3 separate regions of the Mus musculus genome follow, and all the other regions are linked to region 3. A link is a loop called in an ENCODE intact Hi-C map of the cell type or tissue named here. Cell type or tissue: heart. All regions are shown on one strand.

Region 1 (2,500 bases), 66 kb after region 3:
GGAACTTTATAGTAATTAAAATCTTGGGCTAAGGAAATGGCTAATTGGGTAAGTGTACTTTGCTATTCAAGCTCAGTGTCCTAAAAGCCTGACATGGTGGGCCCTGTCTATTATCATAGAACTACTATAGCAAGATAAGAGGCTGAGACTGGAGAAACCCCTAGAAACCTGTGGGCCAGCTACACTGTAGTACACAGTATAGGGACAAACGAGAGGGAACAACCAAAGTAAAGGGTGACGACCATCACTGAGGGTGTTCTCTGACTCCACACAAACGCTGTGAGAGTGTGCAGCTGCACACACATGCACACACACAGCACAACACATTAATAACAAAATTACATTCTTAATGAATAATTATGACCAACAAACGACAACAAAGTTTATTTATCTGGCTGTAAACACAATGGAAAATGGAGATCCGAATAATTCTATTATAAAGTATAAGTATATAGTTGTTCAGGTTTTTTTTCCTGAAAAATGTCTTAAGTGCCAAGGATCATTTGAACCTAGGGCTTCACACAGGCTAGACAAACATCCCATCACTGGGCTATATACCCAACTCTTGTTTTGTTACCCAGGCTGCCTCTTGGATGCTCTTTGACATTCAGACAAGGCTTGAACTTGGAATCCTCCTGCCTCTCAATCTCCCCAAGATGCTGGGCTTACAGGTTTATGTCACCAAACCCGGTTCTAAATGTCTGTTTTGGTGAAAAGATGGAAATAATAGCATTGAGTGCAGTAGCTGAAATTATAAAAAATTTCTTTAATTTCAACTCAAAATTAAAATTATTCATGCAAATATTTTTAAAGTTATTGTAATTTAAAGGCAATAGTTTTGATTTTTCTCTTTAAAAAAAATTTTTTTTTGAGCTGGGAGTAGTGGCTCAGAGCCAGAGCCAGAGGCAGAGGCAGAACTCTGTGAGTTTAAGGACAGCCTGATCTATATAGCAAGTTTCAGTCCAGCCAGGGCAACACAGTAAGATCTATCTCAAAACAAAAGCAAACCAAAAATTCATATTTATTTACTTTTAATAGAGAAATTAAAACTTTGTAGTCTAGGCTGACTTGGAACTCATCATGTAGCCCAGACTAGCCTCAGACCCATGGTGATGCTCCTGCCTCAGCTTCTGAATTACAGACGTGTACCTGCTGCACACCTCGCTATGTTTTCTTTTTAAACAAGAAAGTATGAGTGTAAAGATCCAAAGAAATGCTTCTGTGAGTTGTCAAAAGACTGCGGTTTATCTGCTGTCACCTACAGAGGGAGCCCTTGCTACAAACCTAAAATTGTCCCTACAGACTTGAACATTGAGCCCGCCAATAGGAGGAGCCAAGAAACGGATCAGAAAGGCTTAAGTGTTAGGTGAGTTGGTTTTACATTGTGTTGGGAATCACACAGACATACATGGAGGCAAGACACCAGTTCTCATAAAATGAGAATAAATAAATAAGTTAAAATAAATATATAATGCCCAGTAAGGGCTAGAGCTACTTTATAATAAAGAACAAGAAAAGCAATATTATTAGTACAGACATGATAAGAGACTCAGAAGTTCATAATTCAGTTTTAACTTTACATGATTTCACTCTATACCAGGTTTCAAAAGAAAAAAAAGTCATTCAATATCAAATTGAAGGTTGTGTTTGCCAACCTCTGTGTTTTTCAGTACCAACAGTTCCTTAAGGCTGTCAGTTTTTTGCTCGCTACAAAATGTGTTGCTCACTGTGTTCCCAGGCCACTCTTCTAATGAAATGGATGACAGGTACGCAAGCACCTTCTTTTTTAGAGGCTCCCCGAGTAAAGGATTCTTTAAGGGAATCCTGGTTTCTAGACAATCATCAGTAAGCCAGTCTTCGGCTTCTTCTACGGTCTGGCAGCAGTAAGAACTAGAGATTGATGTTGATAAGCTCAATGTTGACACACTGCTGCCATTTGCTACTGAGGTCACCTCAGGGGACTCACAGCTGATGGGATCCTGGAGGCAGAATTCAACTTTAGAGTGACTTCTGACAGCTGTTTAAAAGGAAAAAAAAGGCAAGTCAAGTCTTTGGATCTCGAGGTTCAAGGCAGGATTTCTCATGTATGCCTGTTGGTGTGCTGGGATTAAATGTGTGCACCACCACTGCCTGACTTTTTTTTTTTTTTTCTGAGTGCTTTTCTGTATAGCTCACACTGTCCCAGAACTTGCTCTGTAGACTAGGTTGGTCTTGAACTCAGAGATCCACCTGCCTCTCTCTCGGAGTCCTGGGATTATAGTATGTGCCACTATGCTTAGCTGACAAGTTAAATCTTAAGGCTCTTTTCAGGGGTATCATTGCTAAGAAAATGCTATAAGGAAAAATACAAAGTCACTATCAACTGTAGACTATTAAATACTTGATATTTAAATATTCTAATCCAGGAAAATATTCTAATTAGGTTGGAAATGTCAGTTCTACAATATGCCTAAAATGTTTCTTAGAAACCTTAGAAACTATAGGGCACCTTGGGCGTGAA
Region 2 (2,500 bases), 260 kb after region 3:
GATGGAATCCACTCTCCCTGAAAAACCAAAGAGCTATATTTATATATCATTAGTGGACTGAGAATTTTCAGTATTAGCATTTATGATTTAACTACTTGCTAGTACATTTTAAAGATGCCTCCTTTCAAAAATGTAGCAAGTGCTGTTAATAACTGTAGTTGTAGGTTCCTATAGGCAAATGTTAAGTTATTAACATGTTTAAGCTAAATAACAATTAAAAAAAAAAAGAGGCTGGGCATGGTGGGGCACGCCTTTAATCCCAGCACTTGGGAGGCAGTGGCAGGCGGATTTCTGAGTTTGAGGCCAGCCTGGTCTACAGAGTGAGTTCCAGGACAGCCAGGGCTATACAGAGAAACCCTGTCTCGAAAAAGAGGCAAGTGGCTTAGGTCGTTAGAGTTAACTTTGAATTAAAAATATTCTGGTATCTACATCCTGTTGTGGTTCTCTATATGATAGATTGCTTGGCACATTAGCACAGTTTTGGGGGCACATTTTTTGAATACAGGGTCTCACTGTTAGTTTAGGATGACTTTGAACTTGTTGTTACCACTGCTGGCTTTGAACTCCATATCCTCTTGTTTCAGCCTCCCAAGTGCTAGTATGTATGCCACCACACACACCTGTAGAGTTTTAGTTTATGAATTAGATTATGATAATTTATTTAGTCTTTACATCATGTTTTTAGTTTCTGTTTAGACTGAATACTTAACAAATTATAACCTATAGTGCTCTTATGAGAAAGTGTGTTGGTATTCATTTAAGGAATCAGCAATTTAAAAGTACTATGAAGCCTGAGGAAAGTAGCTTTTATTCTACCCACTGTAGTTTTAGACCCTATCAATGGTAGACATTCTTAGTTTTATTGTTACTAGGTTTTGAAAGTCTTGTGTGAAAGCAGTGTATAATGAAATTTGCAAAATCTGTTAAGTACTTGCTCCCTCTTGTGGCTAGAAATGAGAATGTAACCCCTTACTAGAATCCATTCTTCAATTTGTTACTAAAAGATGTACTATCAGCAGTTTTGTGAAATTTACCAAAACATTACTGTTTTGAAGCTTATTATTTCAATTTTACCAACCTAATTTTTTAGTTTACATAAACTTGTTATTGCTCTAGTGTTTTTTTCTTTCAAATAAAGGAAAGAATTTATAACTCTCCAGAATAAAATTTGTATAATAGTACAGTCATAAACCACATAATGGTGTTTTGGTCAAGAGCTGCATATACAATGATGGTGTCATAAGATTATAATAGAGCTGAAAAAATGTGGAGCCAGGTTTGTCCTGTTGGCATAAACCCATCAATCATGATTTGTTATTGTTTTAAATATTCTTAAGTTACTGATGTGTTCATGAGGAATTTTACATCTTTGTTGATGGGGATGATTGCTATGGATCTGGAACAGTTCTAGACCTATCTGGTGCTGCATGTCAATTAGATGAGACTAGAGCAGTGTGTATGTGAGCTGCATGCAGTAGGACTTGGTGACATACATAGGCTTATTCTTTCCTTTTGGAGACATGCTCCTGCTAATAGCTCAGGCTGGTCTTCCTCTGCAGTATTGGCTGGCTTCAACCTTGTCACCTTGCTTCTATCTCCTAAGTGCTAGGATTACACATTCGTATAGCTAGGGTTGGTCCCAGGGCCTTCCTTACATACGCTAATCATGCACTCTTCCAGTTGAGTTACATCTCAGCCCCTGAGGACACTTTGGAGAGCACTGCCTACAAAAATTTCTAGCAGCCTTTCCTAATTTGAAAATGCTCAGTAAAGGAATTTTAAAATATGTCCTCTCAGGGCTGGAAAGATGGCTCAGCTGTTAAGAGCACTTGTTGCTCTACCAGAGGATTGGGTTTTGATTCCTAGCACTCACATGGTGGTTCATACCCTAAGTAACTCCAGATCTAGAGCAGTCAATAACCTCTTCTGACCATTGTGGGCACCAGGCATGCAAATAAATGGTACACATACATATATGCAGGCAAAACACTCAGATATAAAATAATAAATAAGTCTAATAAAAATTATAAAAAAGAAATATATTCTCAGCTAAGTTAGTATAGTATAAGATCTCATTTTCCTTATACACCCTCATTATTGGTTAAGCCATACCTCATTTGCTTATTTTAGAGGCCATGAAACTGCTATTGTAACTTGCTTATAGCTGAGTTTTGTAAGTGCTACTCTCAGGAACTACAACGTATCTGCTAGTACTTCTGCCACACTGTGGACTCTATTAGTCAAGGAAGTGTTGTACTCAATACCACATAGAAGATGACAACCCTGAGATGTTACCTCCATATGTCTCAGCCTTATCTGAATGTTTTCTTATCCATCGAAAGGCCAGTTCAGCTGCTGCCATAGCAAGATGGCACACACAAATGTAACCTAGGGAAGAATGGCTTTATTTGGGTTGTCCTTACTGCTCCACTCTCAGATGCCCTATGTCTTAGAACACATAGAAGGCGATATGCTAGATTCATCTTTGGTTCTAATCTGT
Region 3 (2,500 bases):
ACTCACAAAGACAAGTTTGGCCATGTTTGAAGGGCAGGCCACCTGAGGGTCTTTGCTCCAGCACGAATGGCACGGGTGAATGTTCCAGGATGTCCTGATGTTCTTTTTCTCCAGTTCTCTTTTGGCCACTGGCAGATACTTTCCTTGGCAGAGCTGTCCTGGGAGGCAGCTGTTTCAAAACTTGGCCACTTGAGGGCAGCACTGAGCCAAACACCTCTAACCCTCTACGTTGTGGGACTTATGCTTATGGGCTGTGTAGGCCACTCTGCAGCTGAAGCAGGGCTCCCCACTTTCCCTGTCAGGTGGCCTACGGATCTAGCAGGCAAGGTCCTTGCAGACATTTTAAGATGGATTGAGATGAAGGTGTAAAGTGAGGGATGTAGGTCTATCACTGAGCCCTGTGAGGGTGCCCTGTTCACTGTTCTGGACCTATACCTCCTTCACATAGTCCCTATTGCAGGTCATCTGTGCCCATGCATGTCCTATCTGCTTCCATGTATATGGGTACCCTTGAGTCTCTGAATCTCCCCACTATCCGGCAGGGCCGCCTGCAGTCACTGCTTCCCAGCAGCACCCTCCATGCTCACCCTGTCTCTGCATTGTCCCAGCAGCCCTGCATGTTGCTCAGGTCTCTCTTGATGGGGCCAAGATGGAGAGGGAGGCTGCTTTGCAGGTATACAACTCCCACCTCTAAACTCCTCGGTTGCTTCAGCATTCTCCCCTGGGGGCTTAGTGACTATAAATCTCTATGGAACCACAGTGAGGGTTGAATTTCATGTGGCACTCACTGCGATTAGAAGGAGGGCTGCTCACATCTCTGCTGCTATCTCCCACAGGCCACCTACATCTACATGAAGGCTGCCTACCTCAGCATGTTTGGGAAGGAAGACTACAAGCCATTCGGGGACAATGAAGTGGAGTTATTCAGGTGGGCCTGACCACAGTGCTCCTGCTGTAGGTCTCACTGTGGACAGACAGGTCAGGCTCTGCTCATGGCTATCTGAGCTTTAGTGATGCGATAGGTACTCCCAGCTCTCAGTTGCCTGTTCCAAAGTGCCCTGTGCCCTTAGTCCCCTCTGGCTACCATGCCATGCCAGTGCTGCTGGTGGTTAGAATCCTGTGAATGTTTGTCATCTCTTTCATCTGGTCACTGAGACAGACGAGGACCCTGTCTTGGCCACCTTTGCAGTGATAAAGCACCAGGACAAGTGCACCACAGCAGGGATGATGGCAGGAGCGCAGTGATAAAGGGACGGGCATGGTAACAACTGCAAATGCAAAGCAGAGAGCAAACTGGGAGTAGGGGAGGCTATGCACGCGCTCTCCAAGTTTGCCCCCAGTGACCTACTTCCTCTAGCACAGTCATATTTCCTAAACCTCTCCCTAGAACAGCACCACCCACTGGCAACCCCGTGTTGAAATCCCTGTAGGGGACATTTTTCATTTAAACCACCAGAATCTGAGGTACAAAGAGATCTCTCCACCAGCTGAGCTTGCTAGAGCCACAGAGCAGCACAGCCAAAGTCATTGAATCAAACCGACAGCATTAAAACCACGGCCCAGCTGGGACGCCTTTTAAGATAGGCTAGTTTTGCAACTGGAAAAGGGGCTTTGAAGACCCTGCAGTAGAATCTGGAACCAAGGGGGCTGCCCACCAGAGTTTTTCATTATTATTTCATTATATCTTTTCAGTATTCTCTTCACCACTTATTTGCCTTTTGTGAAGAGTCAAAAGGTTAACCTGGAGTTGTAGGATGGTGTCTAGGGCTCTCCTCCCATGGTGGAAATGAGGCTGGCCAGCTTCACTGACAGATGCTTGTTAGAGCTGAAATAGTACTGTCTGTGCATAGTCTGCTGCTGGAGCAAACGGTGGCCCCAGCTCACAGAATTCTCCCACAGCCCTTGAGAGGAAGGAGGTAGTACAATCTATACTTTTGAGATTAGAAAACAGACCCTGAGTGGTTCTGCAATGAATACGCAGCAAGGAATCTGGGGTGGCCTCACCCATCAGTTGTTTCCTGAGCCCATACAGCTCGGGGTCTGAGATCCCAGTCACACCCAATGGCCAGGCAGCTGGTAGTGGGTGAGGCTCCAGTCAAGGCATGCCCAGCTGTGTGAATTTTATTCTATCCTTGAAACAGCTGAGGAGGCCACAGTTCAGGAGGCTGGAGTTAATTAAGGGTTTGGGCTGTTTGTCTGTGCAAGTCCCTCTTTTCTCTGGGTGTTGGTCATGCCTGTGAAACTGGGATTAGACTTTTGTGGGCCCTCCCAGGAAGGCCTGGGCGTAGAGGAGAGATAACTAGGAGGCAGGCCTAGATGCATTCTTAAACTAGCTCTGGAACCTTTGCCCAACCATGACCTGAAAGCTATCAGGTCATGCAGGAACTGTGAAATGTGACCATAACCATAGGCTGGCTTGCTCCTTGAAATACTTTTAGAGTCAAGCTCTTTCATCGTACAGTGTGGAAACTGAGGTGTAGCCAGGCAAGCAAAGGCTGGA

What was found. Hi-C counts contacts between places; a loop is a spot of excess contacts. Peaks named below come from ENCODE experiments on the same cell type or tissue, not always from the same donor. Only the 100,000 strongest peaks of a DNase experiment are listed, where the experiment ranks them.
Region 1: a loop joins it to region 3, with 4 times the contacts of the local background. A loop is called at or near these places in 4 of 42 quality-filtered maps.
Region 2: it touches region 3 in a loop (8-fold over the local background); 5 of 42 quality-filtered maps call a loop at or near these places.

Annotation. Positions count from the first base shown.
Region 1 is chr4:109,503,809-109,506,308 of GRCm38, forward strand. 4930522H14Rik (RIKEN cDNA 4930522H14 gene) reads right to left here. Exons shown (of 5, transcript NM_026291.3): 5 at 1,524-2,017. The coding sequence ends at 1,620. Among named protein-coding and RNA genes, the nearest start is that of 4930522H14Rik, 26 kb to the right of the region's middle. In heart, a CTCF peak has its summit at 1,265; no DNase peak of the experiment used is centred here.
Region 2 is chr4:109,702,813-109,705,312 of GRCm38, forward strand. All of the region lies in intron 1 of Faf1 (Fas-associated factor 1), which reads left to right. Among named protein-coding and RNA genes, the nearest start is that of Faf1, 27 kb to the left of the region's middle. In heart, a CTCF peak has its summit at 953 (motif pointing left); no DNase peak of the experiment used is centred here.
Region 3 is chr4:109,437,913-109,440,412 of GRCm38, forward strand. Ttc39a (tetratricopeptide repeat domain 39A) reads left to right here. Exons shown (of 18, transcript NM_153392.2): 13 at 837-928. Among named protein-coding and RNA genes, the nearest start is that of Ttc39a, 32 kb to the left of the region's middle. In heart, a CTCF peak has its summit at 1,398 (motif pointing left); a DNase peak (open chromatin) is centred at 2,109; H3K27ac peaks cover 462 bases.